Linked DNA regions of Homo sapiens: all the other regions are linked to region 1. The links are chromatin contacts, found by Hi-C or POLR2A ChIA-PET in ENCODE. All regions are on one chromosome and are shown on one strand. Each heading gives the region's core, a stretch centred on a gene start or an enhancer-like site at or near the end of the contact. The rest is flanking DNA. Distances are from core to core; before and after follow the strand shown.

What was found. Hi-C counts contacts between places; a loop is a spot of excess contacts on that map. ChIA-PET counts read pairs that join two places held with the same protein, here RNA polymerase II (POLR2A). Pooled maps may share reads with other maps.
Region 2: a loop to region 1 is called in a map with no recorded cell type, with 5 times the contacts of the local background. The contact joins the promoter of LINC00309 here to the promoter of EHBP1 in region 1. A Hi-C loop is called at or near these places in 1 of 37 single-sample maps with no recorded cell type and 5 of 50 pooled maps. POLR2A ChIA-PET finds 5 or more read pairs at or near these places in 1 of 52 experiments (activated naive CD4-positive, alpha-beta T cell).
Region 3: a map of naive thymus-derived CD4-positive, alpha-beta T cell shows a loop between it and region 1 (7-fold over the local background). The contact joins the promoter of SANBR here to the promoter of EHBP1 in region 1. A Hi-C loop is called at or near these places in 1 of 168 maps with a recorded cell type or tissue (naive thymus-derived CD4-positive, alpha-beta T cell), 1 of 37 single-sample maps with no recorded cell type and 13 of 50 pooled maps.
Region 4: a map of CD8-positive, alpha-beta T cell shows a loop between it and region 1 (12-fold over the local background). The contact joins the promoter of PAPOLG here to the promoter of EHBP1 in region 1. A Hi-C loop is called at or near these places in 5 of 168 maps with a recorded cell type or tissue (CD4-positive, alpha-beta T cell, CD8-positive, alpha-beta T cell and naive thymus-derived CD4-positive, alpha-beta T cell), 3 of 37 single-sample maps with no recorded cell type and 11 of 50 pooled maps.
Region 5: a map of naive thymus-derived CD4-positive, alpha-beta T cell shows a loop between it and region 1 (7-fold over the local background). The contact joins the promoter of AFTPH here to the promoter of EHBP1 in region 1. A Hi-C loop is called at or near these places in 1 of 168 maps with a recorded cell type or tissue (naive thymus-derived CD4-positive, alpha-beta T cell) and 10 of 50 pooled maps. POLR2A ChIA-PET finds 5 or more read pairs at or near these places in 1 of 52 experiments (GM10248).
Region 6: a map of CD4-positive, alpha-beta T cell shows a loop between it and region 1 (17-fold over the local background). The contact joins the enhancer-like site here to the promoter of EHBP1 in region 1. A Hi-C loop is called at or near these places in 1 of 168 maps with a recorded cell type or tissue (CD4-positive, alpha-beta T cell). POLR2A ChIA-PET finds 5 or more read pairs at or near these places in 1 of 52 experiments (activated CD4-positive, alpha-beta T cell).
Region 7: a loop to region 1 is called in a map of CD8-positive, alpha-beta T cell, with 11 times the contacts of the local background. The contact joins the promoter of REL here to the promoter of EHBP1 in region 1. A Hi-C loop is called at or near these places in 3 of 168 maps with a recorded cell type or tissue (CD8-positive, alpha-beta T cell, ascending aorta and naive thymus-derived CD4-positive, alpha-beta T cell), 1 of 37 single-sample maps with no recorded cell type and 14 of 50 pooled maps.

The regions. Positions count from the first base shown.
Region 1 is chr2:62,704,308-62,707,007 of GRCh38, forward strand. EHBP1 (EH domain binding protein 1) reads left to right here and starts at 1,406. Exons shown (of 23, transcript NM_001142616.3): 1 at 1,406-1,745; 2 at 2,590-2,700. RefSeq lists an enhancer at 1,113-1,252 and silencers at 1,283-1,542, 1,663-1,742.
Region 2 is chr2:64,204,040-64,206,739 of GRCh38, forward strand. LINC00309 (long intergenic non-protein coding RNA 309) reads right to left here and starts at 1,446. Exons shown (of 6, transcript NR_033837.1): 1 at 1-1,446. RefSeq lists an enhancer at 211-540.
Region 3 is chr2:61,064,435-61,067,134 of GRCh38, forward strand. It overlaps SANBR (SANT and BTB domain regulator of CSR), which reads left to right and starts at 1,437. Exons shown (of 22, transcript NM_001129993.3): 1 at 1,437-1,593. RefSeq lists silencers at 1,217-1,586, 1,617-1,966, 1,977-2,036 and enhancers at 1,326-1,827, 1,828-2,327.
Region 4 is chr2:60,754,821-60,757,520 of GRCh38, forward strand. PAPOLG (poly(A) polymerase gamma) reads left to right here and starts at 1,448. Exons shown (of 22, transcript NM_022894.4): 1 at 1,448-1,675. The coding sequence starts at 1,659. RefSeq lists an enhancer at 1,364-1,673.
Region 5 is chr2:64,522,978-64,525,677 of GRCh38, forward strand. AFTPH (aftiphilin) reads left to right here and starts at 1,351. Exons shown (of 10, transcript NM_203437.4): 1 at 1,351-1,635. It overlaps AFTPH-DT (AFTPH divergent transcript), which reads right to left and starts at 1,178. Exons shown (of 1, transcript NR_136167.1): 1 at 1-1,178. MIR4434 (microRNA 4434) reads left to right here and starts at 2,536; the gene lies at 2,536-2,588. RefSeq lists enhancers at 908-1,127, 1,229-1,729, 1,730-2,230 and silencers at 1,328-1,487, 1,518-1,597, 1,608-1,857.
Region 6 is chr2:64,282,513-64,285,212 of GRCh38, forward strand. No RefSeq gene overlaps it. Among named protein-coding and RNA genes, the nearest start is that of MIR4433A, 57 kb to the right of the region's middle. Within about 2 kb of position 1,264, at least 11 of the 41 ENCODE cell types and tissues checked have a DNase peak (open chromatin) inside an H3K27ac peak, as active enhancers do.
Region 7 is chr2:60,880,156-60,882,855 of GRCh38, forward strand. It overlaps REL (REL proto-oncogene, NF-kB subunit), which reads left to right and starts at 1,419. Exons shown (of 10, transcript NM_001291746.2): 1 at 1,419-1,695. The coding sequence starts at 1,686. REL-DT (REL divergent transcript) reads right to left here and starts at 1,159. Exons shown (of 3, transcript NR_033980.1): 1 at 1,077-1,159. RefSeq lists a silencer at 1,014-1,553 and an enhancer at 1,162-1,831.

The DNA.
Region 1 (2,700 bases), core at 156-2,655:
TGGATTCAAGCCTTATATCTGTCTCCCCATCTCTCTTGATTCTTCAACATGTCTCTCCACTTTGTCTTGGCCCCCAATGTCTACAGATGGACTCAATTCTCACCCATCACTGCTCTCTCTTCCTGTCCCTGAAAGAATCCTCCCTAGACCCTAACACCTTTCAAGCTACTTTGTCCATGCACCCTGCTTTCCAACCTTCGTAAGATTGAATGATCCTTGTTTCCAGAACCCATCCCGCTTGCTTTCTTTTTATGTTAGCTTGCCTCTCTTTTTTTTCCAAACTGTCTGCCCATAGCTTGCTGATGCGCCTACTTCTCTGATTATTCCTTCTCGGTCTCTTTCCCATTTTACTCTGTTTATTCCTTAGATGCTAGGATTCCCCTGAAGTTTCATTCTTTGTCCTCTTTCTCCACACCAGGGGTCTGTGAACCACCTAAAACTGAAAACAATTTTTTGTGTTTTGAGACAGAACACTTTTTCCCCCTTGAGAAAGTATCTGTAGCTTTCATATTCTCAAAAGGGCCCTTGGCTCTTTTAACAAGATTGAGTGTCCCTGCCCTCACTCTGCCTCCTCCTTTTTGCCTTTGACCACCCTTTTTATATGCTAGCTGTTCCCAAATCCATCTACAGTTCTCACTAGGGGCAAAAGAGTCCGACAGCGAAGAGGAAACCAAGATTCAAAGAAATGTTGAAGACTCCGAACAATAAGAAATTGTACTGTACACATTTTGTGTCTAGCTCAGCTGATTCAATCCCACTGAAGACCAGTTGACTCTATGTTGGGCGGGGAGCGGCCGGGGTGTCGGGGGGTGCCTGACAGGGTCATTACTTCAGGTTGTCAGGTAAGATCCCAGGAGGAACTGGTGAAATAAAGGCTATGCGCAAAAACCCTAGTTGCCAGTGGCGGAGGAGAGGGCGCGCCCAGGTCCTGGCGGAGATGAGAACAGGAGAGAAACCCACAGGCAGCTGCACTGCCCACAGCTGCAGCGAAGCCAATCTCTAGGTCTGCAATCACCCTTAGGGGCCAGAAACCCAGCCCCGCACCAGCGGCGCCTTTGACGGACAGCCACCTTCTGCAATCACCTTGCAGTTCACTATAAACACTCCCTATTCCTCCCGCCTATCGCTTCCCTCTCCAAGCCAATCAGAAGAACGGGCGGGATCGTCCTTAGTCGGTTCCTTCTTTTTTTTTTTAAAAAAAAGGTAGCCTGTGCGTCGCATTCCGGCTTCGGGGAAAAACCACCTCCCGAGCAAGGGCAAGGCGGAGCCCCTGTGATGGGCAGGCAGTTCTACCAATGAGGTGCCCCAGCCGCTGTAAGACCCGGCCGCCGAGGTGGGCGGGGCACGCGCGGGGCCTGGCCAATGGCGGCGGGGCGGTGGAGGTTGAGCTGCCGTGGGTAGGGTTAGTGTGAGAGGTGCGGCGGGGGAGGTAATGATGATGGTGGCGGAGGAGAAAGGCGGGGGAGGGGGTGCTGGGCGCTGAGCGGTGGCTCTGGCAGGGCTTGGTAGGGTGGGGGACGGTCGCGGGGCGATCTGTCAGGGAGGGGGTGGGCGTGAGGGGCGCCGTCCGCCTGAGGGGCTGCAGATCCCGGCTACCGCGAGCGCCGTGGCTGGCTTGGCTGTTCCATGTGGCTCCGGCGGGGATGGAGGACTCGGTGGCGGCGGCGGCTGCTGCTGCGGCGGCGACGGAGGAGCGGCTATGAGAAGGGAACGGGGCCAGACTCAGCCCGACAGCGGGATTAGAGGTGTGAGGAGGGGGCGGGAGTGGACGAGCGGCGGGGCCGGGGCTCGGGGTCCGGGCTGGGGTCTTCTGGTATCGCCTGGGTGACAGGGACCGCGGACGAGCCACCGCCTGTCTCCGCTGGGGGGCAGGGGTCTGGGCTCCGTGCGTGAGGAGACTGGGCTCCGGCGGACTGTTTCCCTGAGGATGGGGGAGGGAGGCACCGCACCCTGCACAGTCCACTTGCCCCGCTGGTCATTGCTTCACCCCCAGGCAGGAGTTTCCATTTCCCTCCGGTTGGCAGCGAAGGAGCCCAAGTGGCCTGGAGCCGGGACATTGCCCTCTCTCTGCCTGGAGATTTCCCTCCACTCCTCGTTCCCCATCCATTTCCTCCCTCCGACTGAAAAATAGCATTCCTCCTGGCTCCCTAATTTGTTCCAAGCACATATTGTCGGACTTGAGGCTATTAATTATCGACTGAAAAACAAAGTTTATTAAAAAATACTCCACTTCTCCCTCTTTCTGGCGGTGGACATTAAACAGCATCCCTAGACTTTCCCGCTCTGCTCGCCCTTCAGTGATGCTAACAGGGGGAGGTAGGGCCCCGAGTTACCGTCTCTCTGGATTGTTGTTGGTGCTGACTACCTGATGTGTCGCTCCACGTCTTCGGTGTGAATTGTAATTTCTTCCTTGGTGTCTTGCATCCTTGATGTTACTGGCTTTTGAGGTCAGTGTTTTGTTTCATTGTTTAAAAGACATGCAGAGAACTGGGATGGTCTTTTGCAGCGTTATTTAACATGGGTGGTTAGTCATTTCTCATGATTCTCTCCTCATATTCTTTCTCTTTTTGTCTTTGTTTTGCTTTTCAGCCCTCCAGAATACCCATCATATAGCCCCTGAGGTGGCATGGTGATGTCTCCATGAGGGAACCCCTTCCCACTCATCCTGTCACGTATATCATAGTGTTCTTGACTGGGCCA
Region 2 (2,700 bases), core at 196-2,695, 1.5 Mb after region 1:
CCATGGGGACAGGAATGAGGGTGGGTCACAGGAGGTCCTAACGGGGAGGCAAATCTGCTTTAGCAGCAGCTCGTTTCAAGAGGCTGGGTGTTGCGGCATTAATTCTCCTGGGTTGGGAGCCTGGGCAGGGTGGGTGTCAAGTGGCTCTGGCAACTGGACCCCTTCGGGGTTGCCCTCAGGATCAGGATGAAAAGGGGGAAGTCAGGCTGGAGCAGCAGCGCGGTTCACGCAGAGAGCACCCCAGGCAGCCACGAACTGGCTTGCTCCGTTCAGATTTCTCTTAAACAGCAGTTTTCCGTTTCTGTTCTATGGCCTCTGAGGGAATTTCCCAAATTAACCTTCACTAAGCTTTCCTGAGGGACTGTTTTTGAGCGCTGATGGGGGAATTTCCCCCTTTTGACCACACTGTTGCCCGGAGACTTGTTGCTGCTCTTCATCTGGGGATTTTCTCACTGGCATTTTGCTACTTCCTGTTTCCCAAGAGTCTCTGCTCTCTGGGAACTGAAGATTTATCAAGAGAAGGGGACAAACAGCCTTTAGGAAAAAGGGGAGGAGGGTGTATTTAATACAGTGGTGCTTTTCTTCCCCTCCTTTAGTTCTTTGCTACAGTAACATTGGATTTGAAAATCAGGCCCAGGGAGCTTGCTGAGAGCTTCGGATTGATTACGCTAAACATTCCACAGGAACTTGAGTTGTACGGTGTAATCACAAATCACATAAATGATTGTTTTATTAGAATATCTATCCTCTATTTGGGATGGATAGAAACCCCTGTGTTAAAAGAAACCACTAAAGAAATCATTACTCCTTTTACTTAGTGAAAATGCACTACCACTTGTTGAATGTTTCCTGTGTGTCAGCCATGGCACTGGGGCTTTGCATACATTTCTCGTCTGATGCTAGCAACAACCTGGAGGAGTAGGGCTTATTCAGACTCATTTAATAGATGAGCGAACCAAGCCTCGAAGAGGCTCTGAGAGGTTAACTGACAACCACATTTTCCCGGCTGGTATTAAGCAAAGCTCCAATTCTGTGGATTCCTAAAGCCTATGCTCATATTTACTCAGCTATAAATTTGTATTGAACTGGGGATTTGTTTCATGGGTCTCTTAGGTGCTATTACCAGGAAAGCAGCAGGAGAGACCCCGAGAAGAAGCAGATCCCCAAAACCAGAGGTGAAAATATTTTAGGGAGCAGTATTGATAGTCCTTGGCTTAACCCTGTGCACTTGCCAGGCCCTTTTGCCATGTCACCTGGAAAAAGCTGCTGACTTGAAAGGTGACAGGAATAAATATATTTAAAAAGCTTCAATTGAACGAATTCATTAGTTCTTTCTCTTAGAGAAACTTTCCACCTAACCACTGCTGTCACCTTGCTACTTCCTACCCTAGCTTTGTACATTTTATCAAGGGTATTAGAAATAATTCCCCTGGGGACAGGTCCCAGAATCTCTCTGGCCCTGCTCTGTGGAAGTTGACATCTAGAGAAAATAATGTTCTGGAATTGCTCTACCTCCTTGACTCTTGATGCTCTTAAGCCAGATGAGTGTCTGTGCATGCATGTGTGCACGTGTGTCTGTGTTCTTGTGGTATGAGGTTCTTGGGGGATGGATTATTAGCCACAGTTGACCTTTGCAAAGTTCTCCAAGTATTAAATATTTTCACTTCCACTGGAGGAGTGATCAGCATACACGAGGGGGTGCTGGAAGCAGCTTGGGGAGTGACCTGGCTGTTCCTGGGAGTTCCTGAGGAAAGGGGGTGCAAAATCTGCATTGGTGCCCCCTGCTTCCTGCACACTTTGCAGCAGCTCTTCCTCTCCAGGGTTTGTCTAGGAGGGCTCCTAGCTGTATTGTCTTCATCCACATAGTGAACTCTGATAACCACCAAATGTTGAGAGTTGACTAGTTGCCTAATAGTTTACCTGCATTGACTTAACTTGATCCTCACCCATGAAGGTAGGCAAAATGATTCCGTTTAAAACAAAACAAAACAAAAACAGTGAGAAGACCAAGGCCCTGGAAGGTTAAAATGGCCCAAACCTACCGGCCGGGCGCGGTGGCTCACGCCTATAATCCCAGCACTTTGGGAGGCCGAGGCGGGCGGATCACGAGGTCAGGAGATCGAGACCTTCCTGGCTAACACAGTGAAACCCCGTCTCTACTAAAAATACAAAAAATTAGCCGGGCGTGGTGGCGGGCGCCTGTAGTCCCAGCTACCCGTGAGGCTGAGGCAGGAGAATGGCGTGAACCTGGGAGGTGGAGCTTGCAGTGAGCCGAGATCACGCCACTGCACTCCAGCCTGGGTGACAGAGTGAGACTCCGTCTTGAAAAAACAAACAAACAAACAAACAAACAAAAAATGGCCCAAACTACCTAACTAGTAAGTCAAGGGGTTGAGATTCAAATATTGGTGGGTCTGATTCATAGCTGTAGCTTTATTATGGCCAGGGGTGGGTGAGTGGAGTAAATCTTATTTATTTTTTAATCACTAGGAAACTATATCCTAGCCTTGAAGTTGCAAATATACAGGCTGTTATCATTTCAAATAATCAGGTGGTAGAAAGAGAGCAAGATTCTAATCAGCACAATGCCCAGGCCAGGGAAGGAACGTGGCGCGACCCAGAGGACCCTGGCTTGACCAAAAGTGGTATTTGGAAAAGGGGGCACCGATCCTCTTTTGTGCTAAAGGGGACATGGTTTTC
Region 3 (2,700 bases), core at 187-2,686, 1.6 Mb before region 1:
CATGGTGGCTCACGCCTGTAATCCCAGCACTTTGGGAGGCCGAGGCGGGCAGATCACCTGAGGTCAGGAGTTCAAGACCAACATGGTGAAACCCCATCTCTACTAAAAATACAAAAAATTAGCTGGACATGGTGGCATGCGCCTGTAAATCCCAGTTACTCAGGAGGCTGTGGTAGGAGAATCGCTTGAAGGGAGGTGGAGGTTGCAGTGAGCCCAGACGGTGCCACTGCACTCCAGCCTGGGCAACAGAGCAAGACTCCATCTCAAAAAAATAAAAAAAGAATTTACCTGACTTAACCTAACATCTTATGATACGACACTTGCCTAACTTTATTTTTATTTTTATTTTTGACAGGGTCTCACTCTGTTGCCCAGCTTGGAGTGCAGTGGTGCAAACATAGCTCATTGGGGCCACCACGCCCAGCTAACTTAAAAAAAAAACAACTTTTTTTTTTTTTTGGTAGAGACAGGGTTTCACTTTGTTGTTCAGGCTGTGCTCAAGCAATCCTCTCGTCTTGGTCTCCCTAAATGCTGGGATTATGGGATTACAGGTGTGAGCCACCGCACCCAGCCACTTTAATGTCTTTGTGGAACAAAAATCGTAAAAGATCTGCAGAAAGTCACAGGATGATACAATTGGTAAAAACTCCTGACATTCTGTACAGTGAACCACTTAATCTCTACTTAATCATCAGATCTCGTAGTAATTATTCATTTGGTTAAGGCTTTACTTTTTCTGTTCTTTCTAATCCTAACATTTAATTTTGGTTCTCAGAATAGACCAAGTGGAAATTAGATAGAAATGTTGACATGTAGCAGTTACCCTACAATATTGAGCCGTTTGCATTTTACTAGATGCCCAATAGTAGTGTTCCTCACAATAACACACACACACACACACACACACACACACACACACCCTATTAATGTATGAAAACCGAATTTGTAATCCAGAGCTATTTACATTTTTAAAGAGCTACCTCCTGGTAAAGACACTTCAGGTCCTTACCCAAAGACCTTGGTCTAAAAGATACTTTCGGTGTCCCTCATCATGCGATCTTTCCGCTCTACCTAAGCGGTGTACCAAATGATCTGCACCAAGAACAATTTCATCCATTCTTTAATCTTTTATCTCCTGTATATCCCCCTTTCTTCTGGACTCAGGGTTGGTCACCTAAGATCAGGCTCCTAGGATCTGGTTGCTAAGAGACAAGACGCTGGGAGGGTGGGGACGCTGCACTGCGACAAGCCTGGGAGTGTATGCCAGAGGAGGAAGGAGAAGCAGCAGGCAAGGCAAGGCGACAGTCAGCCGCCGCCGCCCCTCCGGTGCCCTCCCGCCCGGCAGGGGCTCGGCGCTCATTGGCTCCGCCGCTGCGGCGCTGGCCCGCGATTGGCCGGGCGGCGTCGGCTCGGCGGCTCCCCCACCCCTCGGCGCTAGTCTCCGCAGCCGCCTGCAAGCGGGCGGGGGCGGGGTGTGAGGCGCTGCGGACGGGGTTGCGGGCTCGGTAGCGGCAGCTTCAGGGCGCGAGCGCGGGCGGTGCCGACCACTGCAGGTAACAGAGGCGCTGCGAGGGCAGCCGCGGCCCTGTGGAGGTGAGCGAGACGCCGAGGGGGCTCGGGTGCCCACCGCGGGGCGGGAAGTGCGGCATGGGGCGGTACCGCTCACAGCCAGCCGGCTCCCGCCGCGGCTTCCCACCCCGGGCGGGGTCCCACTTGCCCAAACGCCCCCGAACGCCCCCGTGCACAGCCTCAGCCGGCCGCGCCTCGAGCAGCCAGCTGGCCCGCGTCCCGTCACCCGCCCGGTCCATGTCCCTGCAGACCGTCCCGCCCGCGCACAGCGGCGGGAACCCCAGCTTCTGCGCGCCCGGCCGCGCCCCGGGCCTCTGCCCCGCCTCGCTCCCGCTGCCCGGCGCCTTTGTCCGCTCTGCGCCCCTGGAGTTTCTGTGCCTCCACGGGCGGGAGCGGGGCGCGAAGGTCTGGGGGTGCCCCGAGGACGCGCCGCGTAGTGAGCCTCCGGGCCCAAGGTTTGACTGGCTTTGACCTCATGCCGGTTCTGGGATGTGATTTTACTTTCTCCTCCAGCTGACTCCGATCTCCTGTGTGTGCAGAAGTCAGGAAGCCTGGGTACAAGGCTTCTTCCCGGTCCGGGATGACTCGGTGTTACCGCCGCCCTCTGTTAGGCCAGAGGCCTTTGACCTGCCTGCCTGCCTGCCCCACGGGGCCCCCTCTCTTCCCATCTTTCCACTGGCTAAGGGAAAACGTCTCTGTCTCCAAGAGCTTTTTTTTCTATTTGAAATAAGAAAAAAATATATCAGATTCCTGTTGTAGACCTCTATCTGGTGTGGAAGTGACTTAGACTAGTCTTCTTAATTAATACATGTATATTAAATACATAAACCAAGAGAAGGGGGTCGGGGAGGGGAGGGGAAGTATGTTCTTAAAAAATGAAGTCTGTTAAACATATTGGATTTTTATTTTTGGTAAATAACGTATTTTACCTTAAATATTGTCAAGATTTTGATATTTTATGAATGGGAGTGGATTTCATAGTAATTTGAACTTTGAGCTTTTTCTTGTCACCGTTTTTGATAAATTTATACTTTCCTGAATGAGGTGCACTATAACAGCTATTTCGAGATAATTTATGTTTTATTAAGGATTATCCATCAATGCTATGCCTTTTATACTTAAATTCAGACT
Region 4 (2,700 bases), core at 198-2,697, 1.9 Mb before region 1:
GCACCCAGCTAGTTTTTCTATTTTTAGTAGAGATGGGGTTTCACCATGTTGGCCAGGCTGGTCTCGAACTCCTGACCTCAAGTGATCCACCCGCCTCAGCCTCCCAAAATGTTAGGATTACAGGTGTGATCCACCACACCAGGCCACGTCAGGTTTTTGTTGTTGCTTTTAAGTAGAGATGGGTTTTTGCCATGTTGGCCAGGCTGGTCTTAATAGAACTCATGGCCTCAAGTGATCCACCAGCCTTGGCGTCACAAAGCACTGGGATTGCAGGCAAGAGCCACTGCACCTTGCTCAGGTTTTCAAAAATATGTTTTGTAGTTTTTATTTATTTATTTATTTATTTATTTTTTTGAGACAGGGTCTCCTTCTATCACTCTGGCTGGAATGCAGTGGTGCCATCCTGGTTTCCTGCAGCCTCCACGTCCTGGACTCAAAGAGATCCTCCCACCCCAGCCTCCTGAGTAGCTGGGACTACAGGCATGGGCCACCATGCCCAGCTAATTTTTTTAAAACTTTTTGTAGTGACAGGGTCTCACTATGTTGCCCAGGCTGTTCTCGAACTCCTGGCCTCAAGCAATTCTCCCACCTTGGCCTCCCAAAGTGCTGGGATTACAGGTGTGAGCCACTGTATCTTGCCTCAATAAATATTTTTTAATGAATTAATCAGCAAGTAATCTCCTCTATTTACTGTGACTCTGAGTTATGTTCAAGAGCAAGCAGTTCTTGACTTCCTTTTCTTTGTAATGATTTAGTGCTTGAAATTACTTCTACCTTTCAGCATTTTAAAATTGGTTATTATTTTCTCATTTTCATCCCCACACTCACATCGAACATGATTTCCACTATTTAAAAGTGTAAGATTTTTGTTTCAGCCTGGGATTTATCCTATTGCAAACTGCTAGCTACTATTTTCAACCTCTGTCAGCTAAATGCCAGAATGTCACTAATCAAAGGTGGTACTTAGGGGTGAAGTGAACAGTTAAGCCTCCAATTTACAAGCTTGTTTTTCCCTGGGATACTTGTGTGAAAGTCGTATGTTCCTGGGTGTGACCCTTTCGAGACAAAATCTCAACTGGTGAGTTAATTATGTATAACTATAATTAAATCAAAGATGTAGGATAACGGAGGCGTTGAAATAGTTTTTGCTAGGCAAGGGTGTGACCTTTTTAAAAAATGTATGATATATGCTGCCATTCGAGAGGCAAGGAAAACATATCTCCAAATTTCCTTCCAAGCGGTCTACCGGCATTGACAGTACCGCGGACAAAGGAGAGTACCAAATAAATACTCCTTCGAACCAACGGTATACTGAGAGCCCTGAGCTTGTGGGCGGGGCCCCGGAGCCTCCCGGGACCTAAAGGCAGAGGGGGCGTGGCTGAGGGTGGTCCAGACCTCCAGGGGCGGGGCTGAGACCTGCGAGAGGCAGGCTGGGAAGCGGCGCCATATTGGCGTCGGCCGCGCTGTATTGTCATAAATAGAGCCGGTTTTGTGGTGTTTTCACTACTCGGTTGGATGCCTCAGCCATAGTAAGTGGGAAAGTGAGCGAGCAAGCGAGCTACTAGCGACCGGAGGAAAGTGAACAGGGGGAGAAGGGAACAGCAAGAACAGGACTCCAGAGCGATAAACACTCGCTGGAGAGGGAGACGCAGGAAGCGATGAAAGAGATGTCTGCGTAAGTGGTGGGGGGCGGCGGTTGGGGTGAGGCGGGTAGGGGTGAGCTGAGGTGGTCCGACTGTGTCCTTGTTTCCGTTCCCTGTCCCTTGCGCCCTGCACGCAGCTCGCCGGGATGGTCTCCTTCCCGGCTCCCGGCCGGTCCGCAAGGGCACCTCCCCTAAACCCGGCGGCTCACCTGGCCACCCCTGCACGGACTCGGGGACTCCGGGAGTCCCCAGCTGTCCCGCCTCCGAGGACGCCCTCAGAAAAGGATGAGGAGGGAAAGAGGTGCCTGTGTCCGTAGGGAGAAATTGTCGGTCACTCGCCTGCCCCCAGCACTGTCTGAGCCCGTCTGCTCCTGTCTGCATTGGCGCAAATACCATCCCCCTGCCTCCCCCTCCTCCCTTCCCGACCGGCTGTCTCCAGGTCTTCAGGAGTGAAAGACCTATCGCAGCCCAAGGGTTTCTCTTTCATATGAGGCTACAGTCTTTTCACCGCCGTCCCCACCCTCTCCCTCACCCCCTGCTTCCCCACCTACCCACAACATCTACCGGTCTGTACCTCTTGTTCACACTTTGATAAGTCAGAAACAGTTCCCGTACTTGGCAAGATTTTGTTGTAGCTTCTTCCATTTTGGTCTATTAGGAAATAATTTAAACATGCAGAAAAATGTAGAGAATAACATAAGCATCATTTGTGGAGCCACCACCCATTTCTCCCAAAACGTAACTGTACACACATACACGTACATGCACACACGCACACACACGGTGTGTATATACGTATCTGTGTATTTATTTTAAAAAGAAATCAAGCATTCCAGATACATCTGAAGGACTCTCCTACCTCCTTCTCTGGTCCCAATCATCTCTTGCTCCAGATGTCTCCACAGTCTTGAATTTGATGTTTATCGTTGCTGCCTGTTTTTTATTTTACTTCTTTTTTTTCCGCCCTCGAATCATGGGAGCTGCATGTTTTTTAATGCTATTACTACATACACATGTGTTCATAATAACTGGCATAGTTCTAGTTGTTTTTAAACTT
Region 5 (2,700 bases), core at 101-2,600, 1.8 Mb after region 1:
GACAAGCCATATAGATTTTTCTTACTTTAGTGACTGAGCAATAACACAAAATCCAGCATAACCACAAAGCAATTGATACTCCCATTTAAAGTGATGCAGTCTCCGTATATCTTACAGCGATTGAATAGTAAAGAGACAAATGCGGGTCCATTGGAGCGCTCCGAGTTAATTTGTCTAGAACATTGCAGAGGCGGGATAAATCGTGATGAACTGCTATTGTCCTTATCTTTCTCCTGATTTGTATAATTCCTCCACCCAAAGGGGTGGACACTTCTCTGTGCCTGAGGGGATGTTTTCCATTCTTGTTTCTTTGCGTAACTGCTGAGCTTTGCTGTTTTGGAACTATTTTAAATTATTCAAATTACTGATGCAGACGTTTGGCAAATATGGGCAGAATGAGGGGCCGGCGGGGGTCATGATTTGTAGGACCCCGGGCTCATCATCCGAGACAGTAATCATAATCCTGTAGCCTTGTAGTCTGATTGTTACACTGGCAGGTGTTCTAACAGATATTCATTGTAAAGGAGGAGGAAAGGTAATATTTTTATTACCTTTATATAAATAACAGTTGATTATATAAATAATCAACTGTTCAGGACTGATGATGGAAACAAAATCGGTTACGACCTCTGTTCCAGAAATGCGTTTGAATGCATAAGTTTATGGTGATCTCTTTAGCTTCACTAGATATTCTCCGTAAGGGTCTATGAAAAACGACCACCTTCTCCATCCATTAGCCAAATTCCGGACTACTATTTTCTTGTCGGTCTCGAAGACGATTTGTCAGTTTGGCGGCTGCTTTCCCACCTTAAATTCTATTTATCGCAACCTCTTGTTATTTGTTAAATATCAGCTTCTTCCTCTGTCGGCATAAATTTAAAAAGAGGAAGAGACAGGCTGTGAATGAAAAAGTCGTTTTTCGGGGCGAAAAGGGCAAGCTGACGAATGCTCTCTAGTAGGTTTTTGGTAAAAATGTGGTTCTATATTTCCAAACCTTTACAATTTTATTTGGAGAGCAAGAGACTTAATCCGGTCTTGAGCTGAACGTTAACCGGCTGAAAGGAGCACCTGTCCTTCGCCAGGAGCGCAGCCTCAACCGGCGCCTGAGTGCGGGAAGACGTCTATCCCCCTACAGCTCTATGACTCGCAAGGAAGTAAAAGGAAAGGGCAGCTTGCCCGCACCCAAAATGGCGGTCGGCGCTCTGCACGACAGCGCCTGCGCAGGGATAAGCGTTCTGTGACACCAATTCCCCTGGAGTGTCCTCCCCCACCCCACAGCACCCACCAGCGCCCGGTCCCGACCTAGCCACCTGCGCCCGGAAGTGACGTGTCGGCGGCAGCGGTTCCCCCGCTGCATGATGGGAGAGTGTGTGGAGTGGGCGGGGGGTCTCCGCGGAGGAGGTGGAGGAGGCGGCGGCGGCGGCGGAAGAGGGCGGAGGGTAGTGGGATGGGGGTCCCGCGGCAGCGGTGAAACTCCGGGTGGGCGTCCATGGTGCTGCTGCGCTGACAGGGCTGTGAGCAGCCGGCCTTCCGCTCTCACCAGTTCCGCGTCGGAATAGACGGTCCTTCCCCGGGGAGTCAGTTCCTCCCCGGGCCCCTGAGCCATGCCCATCGCAGCCGCCCCGAAGGAGCCAGGTAAGCGCCGCCGCTCCGCTCCCCTAGCTGCGCCGGGGAAAGAGGGTGCGGGGACCAGGCCCGGCCCAGCAGCCAGACCCTCACCCGGGCCGGGAGCATCTGCCCGCCGCGGAGCCGGGAGCTGTGAGGACGGAGCTGGCTCTGCGGGCCTGCGGGCTCCCGGCTCTGCTCTCTTCTGCGGCGAGTGCGGGAACGCCGCTGGTGGCGCCCGAAGCGCACGGCCCCCTCCTCGCCATCCCGGGCACCGGCCGGGTAAGTGGGAGTCCTTCCCTCCCCGGCCACCGCCGGCTCTCCCTGCCCCTTTGCTTCCACCTCCCAAAGCTCCGCGCTGGCTGCGTTCTCCAGGGAGCTGTTCAGAAGTTTGGGGCTTTGCTTGGGCTTCTTCGCTCTCCTTCCCCCTCCCTCGTGACAGGTGTAAACACTGCCTCCTTCACCGAGGCCCGAGGCTGGCCGCGACCTGAGTGTGCTGCTTCCAAGGGTCTCTGAAGCAAGCGAATTTGGAATCCTCCAACAGGCAGAGGGGACAGCCCCAAAGCTCACGCATCCCTTCCTCAGAGTACCTTTTCTGCTGTCTTCTTGCACTCTTCAAGAAATTATCTGCGTCTCCTCTCCAGTTTGCGTTTGAAAAGTTGGACCATATTCCTTAAGTGCCTGGTTTGGCAGGTGCTGCGTCTTGCTTGGGGCAGAGGCAGAGTATGGAGTGAGGGGTGGTAGGGTCCTTGCTCTATTAGGAAAGTAATGGGGATAGCAAGGTTTTTTTTTCCTTGTTGCTTTGTGCAAGTTATAGCTTGGTTATACTGAATCTTTTCTGTTGGGGCCGAGGGAAGAACTGACTCATACATGTAAATTTTTTACTGGGCGGGGGGATGAAACAAAAGTAATGGTTCCGTTTCAAAGTTCTCACTTTAGGAGAAGTAAAGTAGAACTTTGGTTTTCAACTTTTCCTACAGTGTAAGTCTTCCTTCCACCTCCTATTCCGAGGATTTTATTTGGTGGAGGGGAGACACAGAGTTTATCTTTGATGCTACACTTAATTGTTGCTTTCAGTTAACCTCTTAGACATTA
Region 6 (2,700 bases), core at 14-2,513, 1.6 Mb after region 1:
TAACAGAAAGAAATGAATCTTCCTAGCTCTGGTCCCTAAAAGGCTAAAAGCCCCCTGGGAACTGTATAGGACTCCAGTCATAGCCAAAATATTTGGGGGATGTGGGGATTGAGGAGAGCAGGGTCTCCCCTGGACTAGAAAATATCCCCCAGGCCTGTGGAAGGAGAGGTAGAGGGGACAGGAGGAGACCAGAGATGTCATCTGTCCTGAGGTCCAGTGGGGAGTGGGGTTGGGAAATAGCTGTGCAGTGGGTCTGAACAAACTGTTCTTACACAGCCAGGCAGAGTCCTGGCTCCCAAGTGAGACATGAAAGCCGCAAGGAGATTGCCCACCATTTGTGAAGGGGCACAGACACCAGGAACTCATCTGAGTGGTGATCTATGTGCCTCAATGACCTACAATTATGAGAATAAAAGATGTCTCATTGGACACCCTTGTGGACAGGTGACGGAAGACTGACAGGCCTTCACCAGCCTAATGACCTGGCACAACTTAACTGTCGAGGAACGCCAGAGAAGGAAAGAAACTCCAAGTTGGCTGAGATACGTTTCTACCACTCCATAGAATGGGAACTCAATGCTTTAGAGAAAAATATAGGCCTTAGTCACCTAAATTGTGACAAGTAGCCTGCAAGAGAGGGAAGGCTTTGAGGAACTGAAAGATGGCCATAAGAGTTTAATCCAGTGAGCAAGGGGAAGGCAGCCCAGGTGAGGTTGGAAGGACAGGCAGGGGCCAGATCACACAGGACTCTGTAGTGCGGGCCAGGGGATTTGTATTTAAGTGACATGGGAAGCTGTTTCAGAATTTTTAAGCAGTTCCTGTTCTTTAAAGTTCACATTAATTCTTGCATGGGGTTGGGGGGTGTCCTGAGCAAAGGTTAGGAGTGCAGTTGAAGGGCTATTGCAGTCTTCCAGTTGAGAGCAGATGGTGGCTGAAACCAGGCTGGGGGCAGTGGAGCAAGTGGATGGGTTCTTGATATATTTTAGTGGTAGAAGGAACAGGTTTTGCCATTGGGTTGGATGTGCGGAGTGAGGGAAAGGAAGAGTTGGTAAGAACTCTCAGGTTTCTATTTGAACAACTGGTGGGAAAATGAAGCCATTTACACAGCAGAGGAAGTCTGGGGAGAAAACAAGTGCCTGTGAGGAAATCCAGACTTTTTGAGATGCCTGAGTGATGCCGGAATGGAAATGTTCGGAAGGTAGGAAGGGTTGGTAGATAAGTAATCAACAGCATAGAGAAGAGGTCTGGGTTGAAGGTAGGGATATGTGTGTCATCTGTGTGAGCCTTTACCACTTATTGTTTTGTTTCATTTGCTTTCGCTTTTGCTTCTCCTCTGACCCTGCACCTGTGCAACTTCCCCTCCTCCGTCAGGTCTCAGCTCCAATGTTGCTTCCTTCGGGAGGCCGCCCTACTCCTACCCCAGTGTGAATTAGGCCGAGTTAGGCTCTCCCCCAGTCTTTCTGTTTAAATTTTTCCTTCCAAGCACTTATCATGGTTTGAGATGAAAGATTTATGTTTGCCTGTCCTTTAGCGATGAATCCCAGTCCACACTGAAATGTGTTAGAAAAAAATGACTTCATTTTTCTGTAATGAAATCATTTAGGCCCTAAATCTGAGGAAGAGAAGGCAGGAAGAAGAGCTGAGTGCAGATAAATTGCAACATTTATGGATCAGATAGAAAAAGAGACACTGCCGCAAGCAGCTAAGAAGGAGCTAGAAAGGAAACAGGGTGTCCGGGATGCCATGGGAGAGGGAGATGGGAGCGTTTCAGGACAGAGCACGTGTCGCTGTGTCTGATTCCGTTGAGGAGTCAAGCGTGTAAAGACTGGAGTGTCTACTGGATTTACAATACGGGGACACAGGTCCTTGGTTCCAGCAGTTTGTGTGGAGCAGTGCAGATAGAAGTCAAGTTGCAGCGAGTAAGGGAATTAATGGAAGGCAGGAATAAGAGAGAATATGTGAAGATGATTGTTCCAAGAAGTTTTACTGTTAGGAGAGAGAAACTAGGGCAGTAGCTAGGAGGGTATATGAGGTTAAAGGAGGATATCTCAGAGAGGCATGATCCTGACATATATCTATGTGTAGATGGGAACAATGGATTGAAGGGGTGGGATGGGGAGAAATAACAACAGAAGGAATCAGAGATGAACACAGAGAGAAGAGGAAGGGAGAGAGCAGGTGTGCGGGGTGTTGACTTGCAAAATGGAGCAAAGAAGGCTTTAAAGCCTACCCCAAGAGCAGCCCCCAGCCATGCCTAGATTAAGATGAGCCAGAGGGCTCCTTTGCAGCCCAAAGGGACCAGGGGGCAGAGAGGAAATGCCAGCTGCAGCTCTAGGAGGGGAAGCCATGGGTCTGGCTCAGTGGTAGTCAGTGGGTCGGCAGCCAGTCCCTGGCCCCTGGCCAGGCACATATTGGGAGCAGAGTGGCAAGTCTTCTGACAGCATTGTTGGAGAGGAAGGACCATGTGGGTGAGTGCTGAACAGCGGGAGGGCAGCCAGGACCAACTTCAGAGCCGAGCAAACTCAGTGGGAGCCTGGAGGAAGGGTTGGCAGGTGCCACCCCTGCTTCCTCTGTTTCTCTCTACTACATCATCTGCAACCAAAGGGATGGGGGTGCAGTTTAACTCATTTTTTGTACTACCTTTCAGGCCTGCAGCTCCGAGTGACTGCCCCTGCTGCCATCTGGAGGAATCCCCCTCCC
Region 7 (2,700 bases), core at 169-2,668, 1.8 Mb before region 1:
TCTTGGTTCCAAGATAACTTCCCATTATTTTCCTTTGGATAAAGACAATTAATAGGTATGTAATGGATTGTACGTGCCTGACCATATGAAAAGGTGAGATTTCCTTTTTTTTGGTCTTTGCACTCTCTTCAGTGGATTGCCTGTGATGTGCATCATGGTACGTTTTAGTACATATCCAATAATAAAACTGTTTCATTCTTTTGTTGTACATTGCGCATTTCGTGGAAAGAACAGTTTGGGGTTGGCAGGATATTTTAAATTATTTGCCCATATGGGTCCCCCAGTTTTGGGCACTTGTATGGCAGGCTGATATTCCCCATTACCTCTCCGTACTAATTTTAACTAGTAAGGGACAGGGGCAAGGGCATGGAGCTTTGGAGTCAGACAACCCTGGCTTTAAACTGTGCCTTTTATCAGCATTCTGAAGTACTGTATGTTGAAGTAACTTCTCTGAACCCCGAATACTTCATCTATAAAGTTAGGAATAATAAATACGTCATAGATTAAGTATGGACATTATCTGATGCATAGCAGGTACTATTCAAATGAAGGAAACGAAGTTATCCTAGGTCCTTTAATGCACTAAATGTGTGCTCCATTTCCGCCTTTCTTGGCATCTGTGTGAAATCTCAGGATATAGTGTCCACTAAACTTCAGTGCACTGCCTAATGAGACAACGAACTCCAAGTGCGGACCTTTTGAGTTTAAACGGGTTTCAGTAGGTAAAATACGTAAAGTTCACAGTACCCTCGCAATTTAGATGGAGGAAAAAAAATCAGTCGGGGGGGGGGTCCCCGTATGCAAATACAGGAATTACAGAAGAAGACAGGACCCCCGCCGCAGCACCACTTCCCCCTACAGGGCGCAACGTCCCGCCGCTGGCGCGGGGGTGGAGATTTGCATGTGCGAAGTCGGGAAGAGGGGGAACCACCTCTCGAAAACCCCGGCCGTCGCCCTCCCAGGCCGGGAGAGTCGGCCCCGCGCGCCCCCAAAAGCTCCCCAGCGGCCGGCCCTCTCTACGTCATCCGCACCCTCCCGCCCGCTCCTGAACTTTAAACCACACTCGGAAGAACAACCTGGAGGAGGGGGATTTCTCAGGAGCCAGCGGCCTTCTCACGCTGCTAGCCGTCACCTCCCGGCTCCCGCCGTTCCCTGCGCTCCCGAAGCCCACCCCAAGCTCCCGCTCCCTCGACCCCCTCCCAAGCCAGCCGCCGCAGCAGCGCCGGGGGCGTATGCGTGGGGGCCGGCGGGGAGCGTGCGCGGGGACAGGCAGGGGCGGGGCGCTGGGGGCGGTCGCGCGCGCGGCGGCCGCGAGGTCGCCCCGCCCACGCCTCCGGGTGAGGGTTGCTGCGTCGGGCCTACGTCAGCCGCGGGAAATTCCCCTCCCGCCAGGCTGCTCGCCTCTCGGCTGGGCCAGCACTCGGCTCTCCCCGCTCCGCCCCCTGCCCCTGGCTCCCGTACGGTGGACGGCGACGCTGGGTGACCCGGGGTGCAAGAATTCAGGGGTTGGGAAGGTGTGAGCCGCAAACCCAGCGGAGGGCGGGAAGAAGGAGGAGGCCTCTAGGGTGGTCGGGGGACTGGGGGCCCCGCCGGCAGAGGTCCCTCGGCCTCCTGACTGACTGACTGCGGCCGCCTCCGGCCAGGACGCTGGGAGCTGCCTGCGGGAAGGTGCGGGGAGCGGAGCCATGGCCTCCGGTGAGTGTTCATGGGGCGCGGGCCTGGGCCGGGGGAAAGGAGCTCTTCTGAAGGGGGTCCTGCCGCAGTGAGTTTAGGGAGCTCAGTTTTTGCTGGGGCGCGTTCTGTCTTTAAAATCTCATATGGTAAAATTGTCAGCTTTTAAAAAAGTTACCTGCTTCAGGGTTTGCGTGCAGAATCCAAGCCACGCTCTGTAATTCGATCCTGTTGTCATAGCAGGAACCTTAGAAATTCCCAACGACTTGATTTTAGGATTAGGGAAGTCATAAGCGAACCAAAGGAGGACGAAGAGTTCTCATTAAAAATGTATATGTATTGAAGATGGTGGTTTTATGTTTTAGAACAGGAATGAGGAACCTTCAGACCTCGGGCAAGCTCTCTCCCCCTTTTTAGTTTAATTTCATCAAATGCAAAGAGGTGATCCCCCTTGTACTGACAGTTGTACAAAATGTGTCACGGCTTTAAAAATCATCCGTGGTATTTTAACACGAATTAGAAAATCCGTGGTATTTTAAGTGTTAATGTTGCTTCGACCAAGTGTAGGCCGGGCGCGGTGGCTCATGCCTGTATTCCCAGCACTTTGGGAGGCCGAGGCGGGTGGATAACCAGAGGTCAGGAGTTTGAGACCAGCCTGGCAAACATGGTGAAACCCCGTCTCTACTAAAAATACAAAAATCAGCGGGGCGTGGTGGCGCGCGCCTGTAATCCCAGCTACTCGGGAAGCTGAGGCAGGAGAATCGCTTGAACCTGGGAGGTGGAGGTTGCAGTGAGCCGAGATCGCGCCCCTGCACTCCAGCCTGGGCGACAGAGGGAGACCCTGTCTCTATTTAAAAAAAAAAAAAATGTAGTTTTTACTGTGAGATAAAGCTCAAGGTTCCTAATCTGACGAATAGAGACGTTGAATCCCCCTTCCTCCTCGCTGGAAATAAGGGGAAAGAGGAGTTTTAGAATATCCGAGCTTTAAAATAATGAGTAGGAATGAATACAACTTTATCACTTATGTGA